Linked DNA regions of Mus musculus: all the other regions are linked to region 1. Evidence: chromatin loops called from intact Hi-C (ENCODE). Cell type or tissue: heart. All regions are shown on one strand.

The links. A loop is a pair of places that touch in the nucleus more often than their neighbours do. Peaks named below come from ENCODE experiments on the same cell type or tissue, not always from the same donor. Only the 100,000 strongest peaks of a DNase experiment are listed, where the experiment ranks them.
Region 2: it touches region 1 in a loop (6-fold over the local background); 8 of 42 quality-filtered maps call a loop at or near these places.
Region 3: it touches region 1 in a loop (4-fold over the local background); 31 of 42 quality-filtered maps call a loop at or near these places.

Annotation. Positions count from the first base shown.
Region 1 is chr1:30,775,221-30,783,220 of GRCm38, forward strand. No RefSeq gene overlaps it. Among named protein-coding and RNA genes, the nearest start is that of Gm39615, 79 kb to the left of the region's middle. In heart, CTCF peaks have their summits at 3,625 (motif pointing right) and 5,209 (motif pointing right); no DNase peak of the experiment used is centred here; H3K4me3 peaks cover 294 bases; H3K27ac peaks cover 288 bases.
Region 2 is chr1:30,878,427-30,886,426 of GRCm38, forward strand. No RefSeq gene overlaps it. Among named protein-coding and RNA genes, the nearest start is that of Phf3, 19 kb to the left of the region's middle. In heart, a CTCF peak has its summit at 3,923; no DNase peak of the experiment used is centred here.
Region 3 is chr1:30,944,559-30,952,558 of GRCm38, forward strand. It overlaps Ptp4a1 (protein tyrosine phosphatase 4a1), which reads right to left and starts at 5,197. Exons shown (of 6, transcript NM_011200.2): 1 at 4,991-5,197; 2 at 1,480-2,081; 3 at 380-472; 4 at 1-108. The coding sequence starts at 1,584. LOC115487084 (a long non-coding RNA gene) reads left to right here and starts at 5,313. Exons shown (of 1, transcript NR_164183.1): 1 at 5,313-6,780. In heart, a CTCF peak has its summit at 3,956 (motif pointing left); DNase peaks (open chromatin) are centred at 5,263 and 5,543; H3K4me3 peaks cover 3,518 bases; H3K27ac peaks cover 2,400 bases.

The sequences.
Region 1 (8,000 bases):
GAAGGAAGGAAGGAAGGAAGGAAGGAAGGAAGGAAGGAAGGAAGAATCAGCCAATGCCTTTCAGAAAATTCAGAACTACTGACAGCAAACATCTTTGTCATTACCAGGGTCTTTTCCCAACACAACTGCTTACTTACATCTTTTCCTTGTGTTACCAGTTTGCCAGAAATTGGCTTTTGTGTAATAACTCTTAAAGTATGGTCCCTAAACCAACATTAGTCATTAGCATATAAATTCTCTTTTATAAAATTAAATTATTCGTTTACTTAATTATGGGGACCATGTGTGCAGTGTCATTCGGACCTAGCCTTACCAGTGAGAGCAAACTGCCTTCCTCAAATTACCAACTCAAATGTTAACCTCATCCAGACACACACATACACACACACACACACACACACACACACACACACACACAGTTTGTAGCCCAGCTAGTTCAACAATGGCTGTCTACCAATGGAAGGTCCATGAATCCAGTCCACAAAGCTGGATGTCTCAGCTGGTCTTCAGTATACATCAATATCCTGAAGAAGCAGGCTCTAATGCCAGTGGAAGAATGAACTTGCCCTCAAGAGTGAGAGCAAGCAGGCAAAGGGAGCAAGCTTCCTCCTTCTGTGTCTTTTTCATAGGATGCCAGCAGAAGGTGTGGCCCAGATTAAAGGTGACTCTTCCCACCTCAAAAGATCCAGATTAAAAGTGGGTCTTCCCCCTGCAAATTATTTAATTAAGAAAATATTCCTCACAGGCACATCTACCCAGTCTCTTGAGGTTGGTTAACTCCAGATGTAGGTGACAGTCACTGCTTTACAGGCAGTGGGACCTGGGAGAATGGAGCCAATAAAGAAGGCAGATTTGTGTCATGCTGTAGCAAATTTAATTCACAACAGCAGACTGCATATACTTTGAGGGTTAATAATGTTCATATGAGTAACGTTCTCATGAGTTCAAGCTGCATAAAATAACAAAGAAAAGCTAAGAATGACAAAAAGTGTCTTTTCATAGAAGCACACAGAGGACAGTTTAAACATTCAACTGACTATCAATAACAAGCAGGAATAATGAATCTGAAATAAGAACACTCCTTTCTGCTGCACCTAGAGGGAGCACAGAATTCCATTCCAAGAACATTTCTGTTTTGAAGAAACAGAGTTGTGAGGCTTTTGTCGTGTGTTTCTTGGAGTGTTGCCACAAGCACTTAGAATTCTCCTTACATGACTCCATCCCTGGGCCAGATTCTAGGCCATATTCTTAGTTGACAACAAAGAATAGGCAGCACACTAGAGGGGTATCCATTTCCTTACCATTTCTGGCTTCAAGAGCCGCTTTTTTTTCCTCAGGTCCTGGTCAGTTCCCCATATGTAAAACCAGAGAAGAGAGGTCCGCTTCTGTTACAATCTCCGACCTTCTCTTCTGGTGCCCTCAAACTTAAAGGCGTATGCCATTCCATTTGCCCACCCAAATAAACAAAGATAGCCTTCCAGTCTGAAAGTCAGCTGAGTGGGTGTCATCTGTGACCTCATTTCTCTACTATGAAACATGGCATTCACAGGTATTGCGACGATTAAGATGTAGGCAGACATCTTTGAGGTTGGGGAACCAGTCTACCTGGGCTCATATATTGTAAAGTAGTTGTTGAATTGTTAACCTTCTGAGTTCTTTATCTACTACATGCAAGTTCTTAATTAAAAAAAAAATACTGAACTTATCCTCAAGTGACATTTCACATTTTACATTTTCTCCCAATTAGAAGTACCTTGTGTGGCAGCACAAACCCTGAGATTTCCTCAGCCAATGCGTGAGGACAAAGCTGTAGCCCACAGCTGACCAGGAAAGCCTTCCTTTACATAATAAGTAGACGTGAGCAGTAATCACGCATCTCCTAGGTTTCCTTACAGGGACTAAGTGCTTGTCTTATAGAAATTACTGTCACGGGCTGGGGCTGAGGCATGGTGGTGGCACACGTACATGTTCTTGTTTGAGACCATTGTGGCCACTTTGGGGATCCTCTGATTAACATAACATCAAAACTATTTACTTTGTGTTAATCACTAGCTGAGGTACAGCTGGTTCTTGTCACAATCATTACCATAATAGCCCTCCAAACTTGAAGCCGCTGAACTTGGGAAAAGAAAGTGTGTGTGTTTATGATATACTCCTTAGTCACATCTAAGAAGCTCTCTTCTGCGCACACCCAGCTTCTACTCTTATGTCTCTTCATTTTGTTTCTCACCTAAAGCAGAATATTGAGTTTCTAAATAACATTATAACATTATAGATAACAAAAGGCTGAATTCAATCTTTTCTGAAAATAACTAACAGAGATGAAAAATAAAATCTAAATTCCCAAGAAGCAAGTCTTAAGCCAGAAGCATAAATTTCATGGTGTCTGAAATTAATTATAAAAATTCAGTCTTAAGCAGGTCAAAGCTATCCTCCTGCTTCAGCCTCCGGAGTACTGGAGTTCAGGTGGGCATTGCCGTATAAATGTATATAAATGTGTAAAATGTTCCTTTCGAGCCGTCCCTCAAGGCTAGGGAGAGGAAAGTTTGCTTTGGTACGTAAAAGAAAGGCTTTTTAGAAGCAGGGAGAGGGGTGTGTGCAGAGCCCACCCTCTGCTGAGTGCTGAGAGCCCTGATTTCCTGTTTGGAGTTCAGAACACAGGCAGGCACTAGGCTTGTGTTCTAAGGCCGCTCTCATGGTACAATACTATAAGCAAAACTTATGTCAGACCACTTAACGTTCCTGATGCAGCAGAGAAACAGAAAATGATCACTGTTGTTACTGAATAGAAAGGGTTGGGGTTTTTTTTTGTTTGTTTTTTGTTTTTGTTTTTGTTTTTAAGTTTGTTTCTTTAACAGAGTTCTAGGTCCAGTGAGACATCTCAGCAGGTGGGTGCCCTTGCCACTAAGCCTAAAGACATGGGTTCGAACTCTAGAACTCACAGTGAATGGAGAAAAGGACTCCTGCAAGCTGTCCTCTGACCTCCAGGCTCACACACACACACACACACACACACACACACACACACACATAAATAACTAAATAGATGTAATATATAGAATAGTAAAGCTATTCTAGCTTAACTATATACAATCCTGGGTTTTGTATGTATTTTGAAAGCAAGTTTTATTCCACTAACTTCTTTTTTGATAAAAAATACAAGACATAAATGTATCATGTATATTACATTTTAGATATGTCAACATTGTAAAACGGAAACACAATTTGCTTTTAGTCATTTTCAAAATGTAGACGCTGCTGTAAACTGTCACCATGCTGAGCCTAAGTACTCTATGACTGGGGTCAATATCCGGCTTTACACAGCACAAGAAACGCCCCTCAAGGCTGGGGAGCTACTGTGTATGGGAACTCTTGCCTAGCTCCTGTGAAGCCCCGAGTTTGATCCCCCAGGACCACCCATAGGGAAGGGGAAATCAAACCCAAGTAGGATGACTGGAACTTGACAAACAAGCCAGAAGCTGGTGTGAGTGGACCGGATGTTAAATGCAATCCAATCAACAGGTCGCAGGGCTATACAGAGAAACCCTGTCTCGAAAAAAACAAAAACAAAAAACAAACAAACAAAAAACTGCCCTTCGCTTTGTCTTCTTGCAAGTACATGAAATAGCCACTAGGTGGCGCAGCCATCATTGAAAAATGTAAAGACGTTAGCTTAGTTTACTCGTTCAACTTTTATAATTTGCCTACCTCTTTCATAATATTCAAACAATAATCAAAGTCGTATATGATTTTGTAAGAGATTAATTCTTCGTGTTGTTGGTCTTCATTTTAAAGATTATCATATTCTTCAAATGTATTAACTTACACACAACAAACATAACTTCCTACTATATATGTTTTATATGTGTGATATATTATATTATATTATACATTATTTTATATTATATAACATTGCATATACGTATATGATATACACATATCCTATCTAATGCAGTGGAAATATTCCCACAAATGCATTTGAGTGTGTGCCTTATGCCTCTACCTCTAAGTTCTAAACAGATGACAATTTTAATTTTAAATTCCTCCTGTGTCCGAGTCTAGGAGAGCACTGGTGGGAGAGTTTGTCAGGTTAAGTGTGTTCTCATCCACCAGTTTCTGGATTCCAGCAGTTGCTCTCTCCACCACACTCTGGTTTCCTCTTCTTAGCAAATGCATCTGGGGCCTCATATCCTAGCACAGCACACCACCCCGGAAGCTACAGCTTGCTTCTCACATTCAGCTGCCTGTCTTACATGACCTAACAGAGAGCCTTGTGCACCAACAAGCACAGAAATACACATATTAGGAAGATAAATCCTATGAGGCACAAATAGGAAGTAAATGAGAGTTTTAAACAAGTATTGTCTTAGTTATTTTTCTTGCTACTGAGATGAAATATCCCAGCTAAATTAACATAAGGGACAAAAGGTTTATTTATTGAGGTTCACAGTTTATCATGGTAGGGAGGTCAACGCAGCAGGAGCCTGAAGCAGCTGGTCACATTGTATGCAGACAGGAAGTGGAGAATGGAAGCTGCTTATTCTGGGCTACTTCCTCTTCTTTGTTCAGACCAGGATTCCAGCCAGGGGGATGGTACCATCCACAGTAGGCACAACTCCCCACCTAATCAAGGAAATCCTCCACAGGAATGCCCAATGGTCAATCTAGATCACGCCCAGGTCTTTCTACATCTCACCGTACTCACAACTGAGACTGGCCATAACAAATGCATTCTTGACAAATACACAAAGGCAAATAATCATTTTTATGAAAGAATTATTAGGGCCAAAAATAAAATACAAGAGACCTATAGTACGCTTCATTTTGCTTCAACTCTATTCAAATCTATTGGTTTAAGGCATTCCTGTACACTGATAAAGAGAATACAAGTTGGTAGAATTATTATGCAGGAGAGACCAGAATATGGATTTAGAAGCCCAAAAGTCATACTGGCACTTGACTTTATCCTAGGCAAATAATTATAAATACAGATGTTGGGCTGCAAGAGTTTTGTCACAGCATTGCTTATATAAAGTGTGTATAACATTTCATCCATTAGTGTCACAATGTCCATTAAAATATCCATCAAATATGGAACTATGGAAGAAAAGGAAATAAATACGGGGAAGATATTTGTAAACGTTCTAAGGTTTCTGTTGTTTTGTGTACAGAGAGAAACCTGGATGTACTTTTATGCCTGTGTACCACATGATTGCAGTACTTGTGGAAGCCAGAAGAGGGCGATCAATCAATCTTTCGGAGCTGGATTCATGGACGTTTGTCAGCCACCTTATAGGTATTGGAAACCAAAACCGAGGTCTTCTCCAAGAGCAGCAAGGTCTCATAATCACTGAGCCATCTCTCAACCCCTTGTAAGAGTTTGTCTGTTTGTTAGTCTGTCTGGTTTGGTTTGGTTTGGTTTGGTATGGTTTGGTTTGGTTTTTTTAACAGGGAATTCCATTCATGGAATCTAGGGGAAGCAGGGAACACTGAATGATTATTCGAAATGGTGTTGCGTTTAAGATGAGACTTTGCAGGGCATTTTCGCCTGAAGTGACAACAACTGGCAGAGAGGAAATAAAACGCAGCAAGATTCTGAAGCTCCAGGGTTGGAAGTGGCTCATCCCTAAAGCTGCCTGATGAAGTCATCAGACTTTCAACTTAACACCTTATGAGGATACCTGATTTAATGCATCAGACACCAAGAAAATAATACTTTTGAGCAGCTGAAGGGGAAATGTATGAAATAGCAAAACGTTGAAAATAGTTAAGACCCCCACAAGAGAAATACAAAGCCACATAATTTGCCATTCTAGACATCAAGATGCAAAACTGGAGTAACTAAGACAACGTGACATTGATGCACGAATAGACAAGCAGACTAAGAGTACAGAGAAGAGACATGGGACTATTTTCAAAGGGACACAACCATCAGCAGGAAGGGATGTGCTACATAGTAACACATTCCTGCAGAGACCTGTAATTGCATCTGTGCCCTAAACAAAATACAAGATATTTTTCAGATGCACAAAGAGTTTGGTTCTTTGTACAAGGGACAAAAATTGTAACTGTTTCAGGAAATAGCATAAAGTTTCAGTAGTAGCCAGGTACAGTAGTGCATGGGACTCAGGTGGCACAGGCAGGTGGTGCTCTATAAGCTTCAGGCCTGCCTGGTCTGCTGCATAGCAAGTTCGAGGCCAGCTGAGGATACATAGTAAAAAACCGTCTTTAAAAATAAAATAGTATTTTTAATATCATACTAGGGGAAAGGTTCATAGATAAATTTCAAAGCAATTAAAGCCATAAGAAAAAGACTATGATTTCAACTATGCAACAATTCTGAACGTCTATTCTTTGTAACATATCAGTGGCCATGGCTACAACCCTGTGCACAGCTGGATCCTCACGTAGTCCTGACTCAGAGGCCATCACGGTGGCTTATAAATAGTGGAACACTACATTTCAAACATGCCAAATTAAAAAACTGAAACTATAAAAAAAATTATTTTCCTTCATTTAGGGCAGTGGTTAAGCTCCCTGAGTGTAAGACTAAAGTTACAGAGACAATACACTTGTGACTGTCCAGATCTCAAGAATTCTTTGGGCTATGTTTTTGTGTTGATGAGGGAAGTGGTAGATTCAACGAGGTTGGTTTTATCATTCATCTGTGAGCTGTATGTGTACATGGGATGTATAACCGAGTCCACAATAAGCTAAAAGGCTATGAAATATTATGTAGGGCATTTTTTAATGTTAGAACTGAGCTTGGGGAAAGTACTGGAATTGTACAAACAAGTGACAGAAATTAGCTCCACTGTAATGAGAGATTTCTATGTTAGATTTATGGTGCTTTTACCTGCTGTGAAATCTTGCTAATGTTTGTGGGCTTGTCAGTTTTCCTTGTCTTCCCTGCTATGTGTGGAATATATTTTCATCCATCTAGGAAGAGCTCTGTGTAGCTTCAATCTGTAATATATGTGAGAGTTATTATGGCATAGGGGAAACACAAAATTAAAAATATTTCAGGCTCAGGTCTTATGGTTGTGCTTATGGTGTAATTTACTTGTTCCCTATTTATATTTATTTAGGATAACTCAAACATTTTAATGTTCTAGATTAAAATACGGGAAAGTCTGTTGAAATTTACATTTATGTTTTAAAATATAGCTATTTTAATTTTCAAATATATTCACCTACACCTGTTAACTCAAAGGATCTGCTTCAATACTTCACTCATCCAGGGACCTGGGCATGAATGGAAGCTCTGAAGAGGTGGTTGTATTAGTCAGGGCTGATAGTGTGTGTGTGTGTGTGTGTGTGTGTGTGTGTGTGTGTGTGTGTGTGTGTTACAGGCTGTGGTCTGGGTACTCCAACAATGACTGTCTCCTGATGGAAACGTCAATAATCTGGTAGTTGTTCAATCCACAAGACTGGCTGTCTCAGTCCCAATGTAGGGATTGAGTCCATCAGGATTCCTAGAGAGGGGCTTGTCTTCTGTCTCCACTGCAATCCCATAGAAGTAGGTTCTAATCCCAGCAAAGGAATGCCTCCAGTTAGATGAACTTCGCAGAAAAGAGTGGGGACAAGCAGGTAAAAGCATGAGCATCCTTCTTCTGTGTCCTTCTATATGGGTTGCTGATGAACACCAGCTCCAACAATGTGTTCAGAGGTCCCAGGAAGTGATGTGGAGTTGGAGGCAATGTAAAGCAGGCACACACTCACATACACTGGTGGATGAAGCAAGCTCCAATGAACAAGCTCCTACAACTTTACACATACATAAACACATACGTACATGCATACATACATACATACACACATACACTCATACACATTCACACATTGCGTGGATGAAGCAAAGTTTGAACCACGTTACACGCATACACATACATGCATTTTGTGGATGGATGGAGCAGAGTTCCAATGATCAAGTTCCAACCATTTTACACACATACACATATATACACATATACATATATACACATAAACACATTTGATGA
Region 2 (8,000 bases), 100 kb after region 1:
AATCCAGCAATGTCTGTAACCAACTAAAAGTCTGAGAATCTAGTAGTTCTCCAGTCCACAAGGCTGGATGTCTCAGCTGCTCTTCTGTATCTTCAGGAATTCTGAAGTGGGCTCTAATACCAATGAAGGAATGGACTGGCCAGAAATAGCAAGGACAAGCAGGCAAAGAGCAGATATTTCCTTCTTCCAGGTGCTTTATACAGGCTACCATCAGAAGGTGTAGTGAAACTTAAGGTGGATATTCCTACCTCAAAAGATCCAGATTTAGTTTTGCTGAAAGGACCCTGATATAGCTGTCTCTTGTGAGGCTATGCCAGTGCCTGGCAAATACAGAAGTGGATGCTCAGAGTCATCTATAGGATGGAACACAGGGCCCCCAATGGAGGTGCTAGGGAAAGTACCCAAGGAGCTGAAGGGGTCTGCAACTCGATAGGTGGAACAACAATATGAACTAACCAGTACCCCCCAGAGCTCGTGTCTCTAGCTGCATATGTAGCAGAAGATGGCCTAGTCAGCCATCATTGGGAAGAGAGGCCCCTTGGTCTTGCAAACTTTACATGCCCCAGTACAGGGGAACGCCAGGGCCAAGAAGTGGGAGTGGGTGGGTAGGGGAGCAGGGCGGGGTGGGGGGAGGGTATAGGGGACTTTCGGGATAGCATTTGAAATGTAAATGAAGAAAATATATAATAAAAAAATTGAAAAAAAAAAGTAAGTATAAGTCTTTTTTTTTTAGATTTATTTATTTATTATGAGTACATTATAGCTGTCTTCAGACACATCAGAAGAGGACATCGGATTCCATTACAGATGGTTCTGAGCCACCATGTGGTTCCTGGGAATTGAACTCAGGACCGCTGGAAGAGCAGCCAGTGCTCTTAACCGCTGAGCCATCCCTCCAGCCCCAAGTATAAGTCTTTAACAGTCTTCAATTTCAAAAGTTTCTCCACTGATAATAAAAGCACAAAATATGTAACTCACGGGAGACCATAAATGAGACTTTAATTTCATTTAGGGCAGCAGAATAAAATGATACATGTGTATTTATAAAATTCCAGCAATAAATTAAGTAATTTGAAAAAAAATCCAGATTTAGGGTGGGCCTTCTCACTTCAAATAATTCAATCAAAAATTCCTCACAGGTGAAAACAGAAACTTGGGTTTTAGCTAATTCCAGATATAGTTGACAACCAAGAATAACCATCACAGTTACCATAAAAATAAATCATTTTTAGTGAAGTATTTTTATAATGTCCCTCTGTGACAGCCTCAATGATATTATTTCCTCCTACTTAAACTCTCCATAGTTTCCCAAAATGTAAGGTTCAAACTAATAAATTTCTCCATCTTATTTCTCTGTGTTTTCTTTTTGAGGATCCTACTGTAAGGTAGCTCTCTATAGCCTCAAGCTCAATGTCCTACTGTCTCGGCCTCCAGAGACCTGGGGTTGCAGCTAAGCATTCTCTACCACAGTAGGCTCCAAACTCAATGTGGTAGTCAAAGCTAGTAGGATTGGTCTTTCAGGATTGGTCTTTTCAGCTTTCCATTTCCCAAGATAGTGCAAAAGAAAAGAGGTAATGTATAAGGAAATCTGTCCATGTGCAGCAGGAAAACATACACCTTGTAGGCATGACAGCCACAAAATGAGGGCTAGAGGATTAACTTCTCAGGGTGATGAACACAACCTGGGCTGTCCATGCATAGTTCATTCAAATACTATTTCAAAAGCCAATACCTAGACCACCTCCTAATAATGTCATCATATTATAAGTCTACCAAGGGATTAATCAATGTCCTTAGATCAGAGTTATCAGAATCTAGGCATTTAGCCAAAACCCCTCAGATGGCAACCAAGTGCCACTACCAATTGAACATTGGGGTAGGAGTATCTGAGATTCAAACTATAGGAGTAGCAAAAGAGGATGTGTCATAAGATGGCCTAAGTGCTTACTTCTTACCCGGTTGGGTACATGACATGTGATGCTAGGCAAGATACCCCTCCTGTTTATATCTTGGAAAGGAGAATCTAAAAACTAAAAAAAAAAAAAAAAAGTTCCTACTTTTGTGATGTACTATAAAAAGGAGCTTGAAGAAGAGGGCCAGTGTCTATTCACCAGTCCCTGGTTGTGTCAGTAAAGGATCGCCAGCTAAGTTGCCTTCATTTTCACAGTAGATCAATAATAGAACTGTTTGTTTTGTGGCAGATTCCCTCAGTGTAACCCAGGCTGGTCTTAATCTACTAATCCTCCTGCCTTGGCTTCCCAAGTAATAGGATTGTAAGCATACGTCACTGTAGGCTTACATTTCTTAAAACCTACTTTTAATAAAGGTACTGAAATGCTTTAATCTTCCTTCTAGCCCACCACCCACCAGAGGTAGTGGAAAGGAAAGGTTAATAGGGAAAAGGAAACTGGGACCCTGTTTAGACATAGTTTTTGCAGTACAAAATCCAATCTGTATTGCCAGGATATCAACAGTTTCGTTCACATGAATCAGCAGCAGCTCAATCCACTTGCAAACATCATTTATACATCAGCAACGGCAGTTTGATCCAGAAGAAACCCAGAAATTCTGCCAATCAGAGTCCTCCGAAGCTACAAGAAGCTGCCTCCAGAAAATTTTTTGGAGTGTTCATCTCTACGAAGTTCCAACAAATGATGATCAGCAGAGTGGCAAGGCGAACCAAGTCCACATAGCATTGTCCACTGTCTGTTGGATTATATTTACACCCTTTTCAAACATCAAGTGTTCCCTCAAGCCTCCATCCGATCTAGCAAAACATCTCATATCCTTTTTCTAGGAAGCTTCCAGAAAGACACCATGTGTCTGTTCTCAGCAAAATATCTTCCCACGAGTCTGCTTCAGCAAAAAAATTTCCAGAAAAACATCATATGACACAACCAAGTCTCCAAAGAAACCATAAATCCCCACTTCACATCAACATGCTGAGTGTTACAGCCAGTCCGAAATATGTCCCATGGGCTAAAGAGTTGTAGTGAGTGGCATTTGCCACCATACCCAGAACTAACTTGGAAGATTCTTGAGGTCCCTGATCCTATACTATAAAAAGGAATAAATAGTTGTTAGGGGTAGACACTCTGACCATTCCAACTACAGAGATAAAGGATAAGTCAATGTGTAGAGAACTGTGTTGGCGTGAGCTTTTGGATAGTGTGGCTCCTTTTGAGTTCTCCCTACTCCTACCCATACTCCTGTATCACCAATAAAATGGTTATCAGATTATTGAACACTGGTGCAATTGTTACTTTGGTGTCTGCCTTAGGTGCCCTTCTGGGGGTGAGAAAGCCTAGGTTGTTTTTCTCTAGGAAGTCTGTCAGCGAACACTTAGACTGTAATCAACTGCATCAGGCTGCCGCTGCTATAGACTTCAGTTGTTTTCACTCTCTGACTTCTCTCCCAGGATTGACATGAGTCCTCCAAAACCTTTAGCCGAAAGAAATCTTGAGTTGTCTCTGATAGGTATCTAGTCAAGGTGTTGAGAAAAGCCACTAATATCTGGATTTTCTTGGGCACCCTTCAGCTTTTTCCTAGTGCTGTCTACTTGTAATTACTTAACTAATCAGGTGTAAATGAATTATTTAATCATCTTATTCTCTTATAATTTGTAAATGTTACGGCCAGTGAATTGACTTAGCAGATATTTCCCACCAAGCCTAATAACCCGTGTTTGATTCCTGGGACTCACGTGGTAGAAGGAGAGAACAGACATACAGAAGTTATCCTCTGACCTGGACACATAGGCTGTTGTATATCTGCCCCCACAACCCACATACAAACAACCAATGATCAATCGATATAGCTGTACACATTAAAGAATTACTTATTTATACAGGCACACTGTAGCTGGCTCCAAACACACCAGAATTGAGTATCAGATCCCATTACAGATGCTTGTGAGCCACCATGTGGTTGCTAGGAATTGTACTCAGGACCTCTCAAAGAGCACTAATGATCTAAACTGCTGAACCATCTCTCCAGCCCAAGATGTACACTTTAAAACAGCACAGATCATGGATTTTTGTTTAAGCTTTTATCCCAAGAACCTATTTTGACACATGGATCCACAAAATTCAAAAGCCATTTCTTGTCTTGATGACCTACATTTGTCAATAATGGATTTAGTTTTTTTTTGTTTTTGTTTTTTGTTTTTTTTTTTTTGTTTGTTTTTTTTATCTTTTTCCGAGACAGGGTTTCTCTGTGTCACCCTGGCTGTCCTGGAATTCACTCTGTAGAACAGGCTGGCCTTGAACTCAGAAATCCACCTGCCTCTGCCTCCCAAGTGCTGGGATTAAAGGCATGCGCCACCACTGCCCGGCAATAATGGATTTACTTTATTAAAGGACTTCAGCTTCTAGGAAAAATCATCTACTGTATTTCAAAGAGTGGAGGCTGAACAGTATAATAGAATTTTGTCCCAATGTTAGATAGGCAGATACCCCGGTCTATGTTTATTGAAAGACTTCATTAAGTATGAAGATGCAACACACTGCTCCTCTAGTTCCCAGAAGGCTAGAGATGGTGTAGAAAGGGGAGGTAGCATTTTCCTGTTTCTACAGAACATAGTCAGTGGTAGCAATTGCCAGTATTGTTTTGTTGGTGCCTGCCTGAGTTAGGGTCTCTATTGCAAGAGCAACTTGGGAAAAGATCAAGAGGTTTATTTAAGCTCATAACTGTCAGATGACAATTCAGTGTGGAGGGAAGCCAGGGCAGGAACTCAGAGCAGGAACCGGAAGTCAGGAACTGAAGGAGAGGTCATTGATGAATCTGTTCCCTGGCTTGCTCACTCAAGGCTTGCTCGGCCAGCTTTCTTGTAGCACCCAGAACCAACAGCCCAGGAGTGACTCCACTACAATAGACTGAACCCCTGCACTCCCCACCCTGTTCACCCTACGAAAGTGAACTAATACGTGCCAGCAAGCCATCTTATGGGGACAGTTTTTCAAATGAGAGTTTGCCTTGCCAAATAACTCTAGCTTGTGTCACATTGACATAAACCAAAGCAATCCAGAAGGGAACCTCAAGAATGGACAGTGTGGGTAGGTCTAAGAAACATGATAACTCAATCTGGTTATCACCACAACGCCCACTCCCCCTCCCCCCCCCCCCCCACAGAGGTGGGGGAGAGAGAGAGACCATTGAGAAACGAAGCAGAATAACACAAGCAGACTTTGTGTTCATGAGAAACAGTAATGCTCCATGTGGAAACAACAATATTGAATATTGTTACTCCCTATGTGATATTTGCAGTTATCCGCGCCTCCCCGCCCCACCCCCACCCCCCATCCCAACACACATCTTCCCTCTCTACCTTCATTTACCATAAAGGTGTCAGAAGAAATGTTTGTTCTTAAAATGGTAGCACTGATCTAAGGTCAAATTTCTGTATGTTAAAGCTGATTGGGGCAGGGCTAGAGAGATGACTCAGCTGTGAAAGTCACTAGCTGTACTTCCAGAGGTCCTGAGTTCAATTCCCAGCATCCACATGGTGGCTCACAACCATCTGTCTGGGATCTAATACCCTCTTCCAGTGTGTCAGAAGACAGTGACAGTGTACTCATATACATAAAAATAAAGAGACAAAGGTGGGTGGGGGACAAAATACCCATGGGCGGAGATATGGAAACAAAGTGTGGAGCAGAGACTGAAGGAAAGGCCATCCAGAGACTGCCCCACCTAGGGATCCATCCTATATACAAGCATCAAACCCAGACACTATTGTGGATGCCAAGAAGTGCTTGCTGACAGGAGCCTGATATAGCTGTCCCCTGAGAGGCTCTGACAGAGCCTGACAAATACAGAGGCAGATGATCCCAGTCAACCATTGGACTGAGTGAGGAGTCCCCAGTGGAGGAGTTAGAGAAAGGTCTGAAGGAGCTGAAGGGGTTTGCAGCCCCTTCAGAGGAACAACAATATCAACCAACCAGACCCCTCTGAACTCCCAGGCACTAAACCACCAACCAAAGAATACACATGGAGGGACCCATGGCTCCAGTCGCAAACGTAGCAGAGGATGGCCTTGTTGGACATCAATGAGAGGAGAGGCTCTTGGTCATTTGAAGGCTCGATGCCCCAGTATACGAGAATGTCAGACTAGGGAAGAGGGAGTGAGTGGGTGGGGGAGAACCCTAATAGAAGCAGGGGGAGTGAGGGATGGGATGGGAGTTTTTGGAGGGGAATGCAGAAAAAAGGATAACACTTGGAATGTAAATAAAGAATATATCTAAAAGAAAAAACCAAAACCAACAACAACAACAACAACAAAACAAAACAAAAAACAAACAAACAAACAAAAAACAACAAAAAACAGGGATGTTGTATCTACAAAGCAAAATCAGAAAGGCTACCCAAAGAGAGGGAGGGAGAGAGAGAGAGAGAGAGAGAGAGAGAGAGAGAGAGAGAGAGAGAGAGATCTTTTTAAAAAAACTGATTGGAGAATGCCATTTCCAGCTGAAGTAGGTAGATGTAGGTATTACAGTAAAACTCAAGTATATATATATGATCAGATTTGATAAGTTTCAAGGCTGCTGAATGGTACCTAGCAATAACTAGAGCCAAATAAAATATTACCACAAAGGAATGAATTTCTAGAGTATAAAAATTGTCGAAACTTTCAACCAAAATTATTGTTATAAATTTATTAAAAATATCAAGAGTCTGTCATGTCTCAGGCTTTTGGCAAAGAGCAAGAGTGAAACTGTCAGGGGTCGGATTTTTAACAGTTTCACTTTATAATGCAGGAAAGGTCTTCCCTGCTCAGTCTCAGTGTTGCCCTTTTGGACTTGAAGCTGACTTTGGTGCTGCTCTGGGCCTGTTTCTGTGTGGTACAAAGTTTTGTGTAGCTGCTCACCAAGGTATTCTTACGCATCTTCAGGACTCTCGGGGTTGTTTTGCCCAATGTTGTGAATATACAGTCAGGCAAGCTCGGGATAAGGAAACTTCTAAAAGTCAGATGGCCTACTTTTTTTTTTTGAACAAAGCAAAGAAATTTTTAAAAAACAAAGCATTCTTAATGAAAGGAGACTTAAAACACTCATGATGTTGGATATGCTGCCATACACTACAAGTCTCAGCTCTCCAGAGGTGGAGGCAGGAAGTGAACAGCTAGCCTAGGCTACATGATCCTCAGCTTTAAACCAATCAACTAACCAAACAGAAGACCAAACTACTGTTGAGATGAAAGCAAATTTTACTTTACAACATGGCCCAAAATGAAGCCAGTAATGGTGACTCACACCTATAATTCCAGCACTTGAGCAAACAAGTTAGAAAACCAATTAATTGAACTACACAATGATATTTTAAGATAATCATTTTTGAGAGCAGAGCCTGGCTATAAAAATACTTCGCATTTTTTCGTTAGTGTGATAAGAACTGTTCTTTTACAATCAAATTTCGTGGCTGGAGAGATGGCTTAGCAGTTAAGAGCAGTTGTTGCTCTTGCAGAGGACTCTCTCAAGTTCGATCCCCAGTGCCTACATGTTGTAGCTCACAGACAGACATCTGTAACTCCAGTTCCAGGAGATCTGATGTCTTCTTGCCTCTGGGAGCACTGCACTTAACATATGCCTAGACACACATGCAAGTTAAACACCAATACACATAAATACAAATAAGTACTTTTAAAGTATGTGTTAAGCTTAGGTTTATATCAGTTGATACTGTTTTAAATAAGAAAAAAAATCAGAATATGGTTTTGAAATGTTTCTGGAAACAACATGCTGTGCTATACCAAAACAGCCTCAACTGTTTTGCTTACAATGTGTTTTGAGTTTTTCTCTTATGTTTAGTTTAACCAGGTATTTTCTCTCTTTTTTTTAAATTAGGTATTTTCTTCATTTACATTTCCAATGCTATCCCAAAACCAGGTATTTTCTTGGCATAGCGTATGAGTGTACAAAATCTGCTGTTCATGTAAAAAGCAAAAGGGGTCATACCTAGAATGAAAATTTAAGGTGATTTAAAAGCACAAAGTGGAAAAAAAT
Region 3 (8,000 bases), 170 kb after region 1:
GACAGCAATACAGCAACCAGGTTCTTCACGAAACTTAATCTTCACAAGACTTAGCCAGTCATCGACAATCTGGTTGGATGGTGGTGCACCATCATCAAAAGGCCAGTCCTGATTCAAAAGAAAAGTTTCAGAGTTTTAAATTGTCAAGGCACTGCGCATCCCTTTATCCCCAAATCCAGGAGAGGAGGCAGCCTGCGGAATTCACAGCACTTTCCTGGCTAACTGGGCAATGCAGGAAGACTCTCACACTGAGAGCAGACAAAAAATGTAATCACATGTTACTACTGTAGGATTTTGCCTTGACTTAAAAGCTATGAGGTCTGATTTGAATAAACTTCTGTAGTGTATGTAACGAAGACATGAAAACACAAGTACTTACAAGAACATGAATGCCTTCTTTCTCCACAAGAGTAGTGTCGTAAGTTGCTTCACATACTCTTACTATTGTGGTAACTCCATACTTCTTAAGTTCCTAGGAAACAATGCATATATTAAAAACATTAATGAGGTTTCTGGAACCGTATTCTTGCTGTGCCATCTGCACCTCTTTTGATCATGCTGGTAAACAAATGGCAAAACCTGTTTAATATGCTTGTTTCACATTATTAAGAGTAAAGAGGGCTACTAAATGCTACGTGTTATGTTGGGGGGTGTGGATGGAGGAATTCTGGTAAAACACACACTAAAAGCAAAATGCTGTGAGCACTTGGGTGCAGGTGGAGCGGCACCAGGTTAACCTCAGGTGCTCTTCACCTCATGCTCTCTCACTGTCTGGCACCTTACCAGAAGGCGAGGCTAGCAAGCCACGGAGCCCAAGGTGTCCCTGCCCCACCTACAACCGCTCAAGGTTTTCTAAATATGGATTCTGAAGAAGCAGCAGGGTTCTCTACATGAGCAGTGAACTGCTTTACTGACTGAGCCTCCTCAGACCTAAGTCTGAGAGTTATGTCACGATTTCAGTTTTAAAAAGCCATCATAAAAACTTAAGGCCTAAGGACACATTAAGTAATTATAACTCAACCCTGCTGACATTAGAAACATTGTAATTCAAAATTTAAAAAATTATGTAACATTTAAATATTTCTCTATTTGCTATCTAAGCATATGTAGATTTTTATACTTTATAAATGTAAGCTCAATTAAATTATTTGGCATTAAATTCCAATTCCTAGTACAAGCAAGTTGGGAGGCCTCATTATCTGCCATCAGAAAATAGCAGAATTAGCAGCTAAAAACTAGACTTAAAGCACAAATAAAATCAGACACCAACTAATGGAAGATTACAACACTAGGCTAAGAAGAAATAGGAAAAACTCTGTGCCTTGTAAATTTAACTAAGCAAACTTAGGGCTACATAGTTCTCAAGTGTAGCACACTTCTACCGTTCCAATATTTCTTCTCTGGGAGCGAGAGCTAGACACTTTCAAGCAGACCCACTATTAACTGTCATCAATTAGGACATTAAAAATTGTATCTTACCTCTATAAATTTGTTTAAGGTCGCATTGGTTGGATTGTGTGTAATAAGAAATCGCATGTTCTTGTATGTGACTTCCACAGGAGCAGGGCGGTTCATTCGAGCCATGTTAATTTAGTTTAAAAAAACACCCAATAGGGTTATGAAAGAATTAAAAAATTGAATACAGAAATGATTTAAAACCAAAACAGAAAAAAAAAAAAAAAAAACCAAAACAAAACCAAAAAACAACCTGAAGTCTACTTCAATATTCAATATACTCCACTTGAAATTCTCAGTGCTTGAGTATGAATTGGGAGAAACGGGCAATGAAATGAACCTCCTAACAAGAAGCAGTGAGTCTTCAATCCAGTAATACTGAGGCAATACAAAGGAAGTGCACTGAGGTTTACCCCATCCAGGTCTGAGCTCTTGTCAAATGCTCTGCAGATTTCAATTCAACACGCCTGTGTCCAGGTTATCCACTCTTATGGGGGTTTCTTGGTGGAGTAGTAATGAATTTCTACAGTTCACTTGTCTGCATAGAGGTCGTGCTGTGCCTGGCAGTAATCTCCACTGCCCTTCAGAAACTCCATAAATGTGTGACCGAGAACACCACAGAACTGCTGTTTAGAAGAAAAGGAAAGCAAGAAAGGGAAAAAAAGTTATTTTCTAATTCAAAAGGAATATGTCATGCTTTTTCCACTAAGTACACAGCTGCTCAAATTAGAGACAAGCTAATTTGACTTTTACTTGCATTACAAAATTCAAGGTTACTGCATTTTAAATCAATAGGCCTAAAATGAGCAATCACAAGCCCATTAAAGTGAAGCTCTCAACAATCAAGAACTCAGAGTCACAGCTACATAGGAATTCCACTTACACATCTAGACACATGGATTTAATTAATTAGTCCGTCTCTCTTTACACTTTTATTCTGGCCCGAATTGTGTCTTCTATACTGCCTTAGCCTGCTGTTCATAGACACTACTCTAGACGCCATGTGGTCTGACGCTTGCAGAATTCACAGACAGTGATTTCAACTGCCCACTAGTTCTGATTTCATATTTTATGTTATTAAGCTACTGGGTTCAAAGTAAGGAGTATGGCTTTTCTTCCAAACAAAACAAAACAAAACAAAAACACTTTTAATGCAATTACCCCTTTACATTTTAGTCTCTAAAGTTTAAATTTGGGGGCCTGCCTTTTTGTATTTTGTAGCAGCTCCTTTACATTTAAGAATAGTGTAAGCACAGTTATAGCTTTAGGTAAAGCTTCTCAGTCTGCAATTGGCACTGTCACTAACCTCTGGAGTGAAGTGTGTGGGAGGGAGGGTGGGTTCCATCCCAATCGATCAGACTTAAACAAGACGCTAGGACTCATCAGTAGGGAGGCTGCCTAGAATGCCAGGCCATCTTGTTTCTATAAACCACATTGCACTGCAGGATAATTCTCTAAGTGAAACTGTAAGCAATCTCCTTCTTAAAAGATCCTAAGAATTTTTATGCCATCTCTTTGGATCAGATTGGCTCTTATAAATACGGACTTATGGACTTACTTAGATCTTCAAACATATCCTACTTAAGACAAGTTCAAATAAAATATACACAATATTATCTTTTTGCTATTTTAAAACTCCAATTCCACTTCTCTGCTGCAAAGCTAAAATCCAATTCAAATATGAAAAGAGGAAATCAAGACTTTCTAATGGTCTCAAACAATGTAACCATAACTATGATCATTGACAGATACATTTCCATAAGTTCCTCCTTAAAAAAGCTAAAGCAGATTGGTGCCAGCACCAACTAGTATATTCATAGTCATACGATACTTTTTCAGAGTCTATGCATAAAAGCCTTTCAGATAAACCCAATAGAAGTAAAATGGGAATTAACAAAACCCTTTAAGGTCTATCTACTCTAGGCAGTTTGTGGTGGAAAGAAAAGCAGTTGCACTTAGTAACAAGAACACTCAATGACAACCGTTGTCCTTCAGAGCAAACTACTCAAGTAAAATCTTGAAACAAAAAAACAAACAAACAAACAAAAAAATCAGTCAAAAATTCCCTGACTATTTTTATAGTGAAACAAAGGAACTAATCCCCCAAACTCTTATTTACTAGGAGGTACCACAAGCAAGACAACTTATTCCCGACACGTGCCCTCACAAAGTACATCTATTCAGTGCGTTAAAAAACCCAGTGTAAATTACCAGTAAAGATTAATACTTCAGAGAGCAGACTCCCTCCAATAATCTCAAAAATATTATTTATTTATATATATACATATATATATAAATACATACATATGTATATATATTGCATATATAAAAATCTTTTGCCCGTGTATATAAAATGGTCCTAAATTTTTTTCTTCCTTGTTTTTGTTAATTTGGCACTTTATTGAACATTCATACACAGGTCCGATATAGCTTTTAAAGAGTTCCATTAGGAAGCTGGAGGGCAGCAAGAAAAAAATTTTCCTGAACTGCTTTGAAATGAGTGGAGCCACCCAGTGGCTGGAGGACACTTCTGTTAAAACAGTGGAGACCACCGAAATCCTTCTTAATAATATCCTCCCACTCCCTCACAGGCAAAACCTCAACATGATAGGCAGCCAAGATACACGACGAGATCGTCCCATTTTAATTGCATGCACCATAAGCAAAAAAAAAAAAAAAAAAAAAAAAGGATCATTTGTGTGTGTGTATGTGTGTAGCATTAGCTTCAGTCTGTCAGACTCTAGAATCAAACCAGTCTGTGGGATCATCTGCTTTATCCAATTCTGTTCCAAATACACTCAGGTTTCAGGTAACGCGCCCAATCTAGCGCGTGTGCAAGCGCTGTTTCCTTCCGGGAACAGATCGCGATTTTCTGGTTTTCCAACCGTTTTAGCCGGCACGAAGCAAACAGCAAAATAATAATAATAATTAAAAAAAGCAAGCCAGGATAGGATTCATGACCCCTAAGCTCCGGAATCCAGACCTCTGGTCACCGCACAGACCGTTCCGACACCGTGGAAATTTCAGCTCGCCAGCGGTGGAATGGTGCAGGGCTGCTCGCTCAACAGGAGCCGCGCAGTTCTGCCCAGCAGCTCCTGTTGCTCCAGCCCAAGAGCGGACCGCCCCACGCGCAGCCCGCCTCGGGGCCGAGTCAGAGTCCCCCTCCGCCGACCGGGTCGCCACTACCGAAGCCCGGCGGCGATCGGCAAGCCCGGGCTTGAGCGGCGCGCACAGTCGCGAGGTCCGCAATCACGGGTTCACGGTGGCGAGCGCGGGCGGCCACCGAGGCCATCTTGGGAGGCCCCGGGCGCCCGGTCCCGGTCCCCCCGCAGCCCCGCCCCGCCCCGGCCACGTCCACGACGCCCGCGCGGCTTCTCGGAACAAAGGCCGCAGGGTGGCACGCGCACAAAGCCGCTGGGCTGCCCTGCCGGTCGCTCCGGGTCCGGGCCCCGCCGCCGGCGTTTCGGTCGCCCGGCCACCCTCCTTTCCCTCCTCGGTCGCTCGCTCTAACAAAGGCCGGGCCCGCGGTACTCACAGGAATATGTCTACTCATTGAAGATTGTGGCCTAATCATACAGCCGGTCCCGAGGCGGCGCAGGCGGCGGCGGCAGGGCAGGCGGCGGTGGGCGTCGCGGGGCGGCGGCGGGGATGCAGGCGGCGGGGGCACCAGACGACCATGCAGTGAGCTGCCCGAGGAGCGTCGCCGAGCCGGCCGCAGCCCAGAGCCAATGCGCGCGCCCAGGCGCCCCTGCGTCACAAGTCCGCCCCTTTATAGCCGGCGCGACGTGCGCACAGGCGGCAGCCAATCACGGCGCGGGACGCCTGCGGCTCGAGGCGGGGCCCGGGACGCAGACGTCACTCGGGGCAGCCGCCACCGGTGCGAACCGGTTGATGAATGGCGCGGTGTGCTGGCTGGTCCTCGCCACCAAACGCTCCGGTCGCTAGAGCCGCGAGTTCGCCTCAACTTGGAACGCCTCTCCGGCGGGCGGAACCCTGTAGCCCGAGGCCATAGCTCTGTCGCGCTGGCCAACGGTTTACCTTGGCCCTTGCGCCCGGGGATCTCCGTCATCACTCCATATTGATGTCGCATGACCGCTGGGCGGCTGACTCACCGCTCCAGAGCCCGGCCCTAGTCTGGGACTAGGGATTCTCGTCACCACGGGCACTTCCACGTGTGGGAAGGCTCTCCGCAGAGATTAGCCGGTGGAACCCAGGAAATGTCCCTATTTTTTTTTTTTTTTTTCTTTCGAGGCACGTGAAGCCTAGTTGCTTCCTAGCCTTTCTTCTTCTCCCCCCACCCCCTTTCTTTTTAGGTTACACCCCTAAACTGCTGATTCTGGCAACTGCAGTTGGCTCGTTTGTGGCATTTCGAAATCACATGCATCCTTTGTACTGCTGCTCATTCTCAGATAATGAAAGGTTAGCTTTTGCTAAGGGGAAGCTTTTTTTTTTTCTTTTTCTTTTTAAATTAAGAATCTTCGGCTTTATCAAGGGCTGATGTAAGTTTTTGCGTCAAAAGCTAAGCTTTCCCCTTTTGTTGATCTTCAGTCCTGTTCCAGTGTCCTTTTAATCTAGGCTTCTAAGTGAAGCCTGAGTGCAGCTGTTTCTGATCATACAAGGGCAGCTTTTATCTGAAAACCCTTTCTGCTCGCTTGTCTAGGACAGGTAAACAGGACCTTTACCTGCTTTGGAGAACTCAGCTTTCCAATAACACTGAGGCCTTTTGTTCCCTGTTTTTCTGCACATTAGGCCGGAGAAATCATAAGTTGTGCTCTCTCTTATTGTGTACCGAATTTTGTGATTTATTAGCACTTCTATTTAGAGACTTCCTTGCATAGTTACTTAAATGTCTTATAAACATGCAATCTGTAAGCAACGTAAGTACATTAAAAAAAGGGGGGGGCAGACCTTTAATAACAGCAACAACAACAACAAAAAGCAACTCATCGTCATTAAAAATTGCTTGGCCAGGGATCCATTTAAAGTCAAGAACTTGAAGCATAGATCCCTTCACAAATAGAGGTAAAGTGAGGTAACAATTAAATTATGTAAGTCCTAAGAAAATGCAGGGAGATTAAAAGAAAAGTCTTTGAACAGTAAAGTGAAGTTGAGCAGACCAGGAAACTCAACCGAAGACAGATTGAGTATTACAGAACTAAAACCTTTCATATGACCAGTGACTTTGGGTAAGTGTTACTTAAGCTTTGGAAAAACATGGGCAGAATAATTAGTGACTAGCTTGGCCAACTTGTATTAATAACATACTTAGGCATATTAAATCTGCCTCCCCTATTCCAAAGGTTGGTCAACACTGTAAAACAAAAATAATGACACCTTTTCCAAAGGGGAATTTGGTGAGCTAAAATAACTGAGCAAATAGCAAGCAAAGGTAAATCAGTGTCTTGGTTTCCTTGTAGAACTCGTGATGCAAATTGTGAGCTGTGTAATCCACAGATCCCGTAATTGCTGACGATATTTGCTGATGTATGGTACTTGGTTAGCTGTCCTCATTGAGCCCTAGAAGATTGGCTTCTGCTCTCAGGAAGGGGAATTGTCTCCACCGGGATTATCCTTTTATAAGGAATTATCACCCAGTCCTATTTTGGAAAGGGACAGATTTCCATCCTTTGCTGCTGAAAGAATGTATCTTAAACCAGATATAAACTTGTTGGTCAGTCCACTCAATTCTCACAAGGCAGTCAGAGTCTCTTTGGCAGCTGCTGTTACTTGGTGTCTTGGGCTGGTTTCTTTGTTTGCTGAGGGTGTCTGTTCTAGTCATTGAATAGTTGGAAGCTGATCCCAGGAGTAAGTATCCCAACATTGAGCAAGGAGATCCCTGTGGACCAAGTCAATAGGACTTACCCACTTGTGGTTGGCACATTAAGCACCTCTATTTAACAGACTTTAAAAGAAGAAAACAACCTTGAAAATCTAGTGATTAGACTCCAGAAATCCTAAGTGGAAGGGAACCACTTTTGCCAAACAAGATGGCCACTTGAAGCTCCTTAATAAAACCTGTCCTTGGAGCTTTTATCAGCATATGCTAAGTATCAAAAACATTACCTAGAAGATAAGCAATGCAGGGAAGGTCACCACGGAAGATTAAAGGCCTCAGAAGGCAACAGATCAAATCCGAATGAGAATAGAGAATCTTTTAAGCACAGCACATCTGTAAACAATGATTCTGTTTATGCCAAGTGTATAAAGAGATTTCACTCTCAGAATCCTTGGATTATATGGGGCCATAAAAGCCCCACCAAAGGATTACATTTACATAGCAAAATGATATTGTTGCACAGAAAGATCACAAGTGACATTATCAACTGGGGACCACCAAATAATGTATATGTGGACTAAGTATATTTGGTATGGGCAAGTAACCAGATAGCTAGAGCTGGGTAGCAGTGTAGATACTTGGGCAGAGCTCCCATTACCATGCTTAAGAAAGGTTTTAGCAAAACTGGGCATACAGCAATGGCCACTGTCACTATTGCTTAGGATAGCAATAAAACCTAAAAACTAAAACATCCTATGGGTAAATCTTT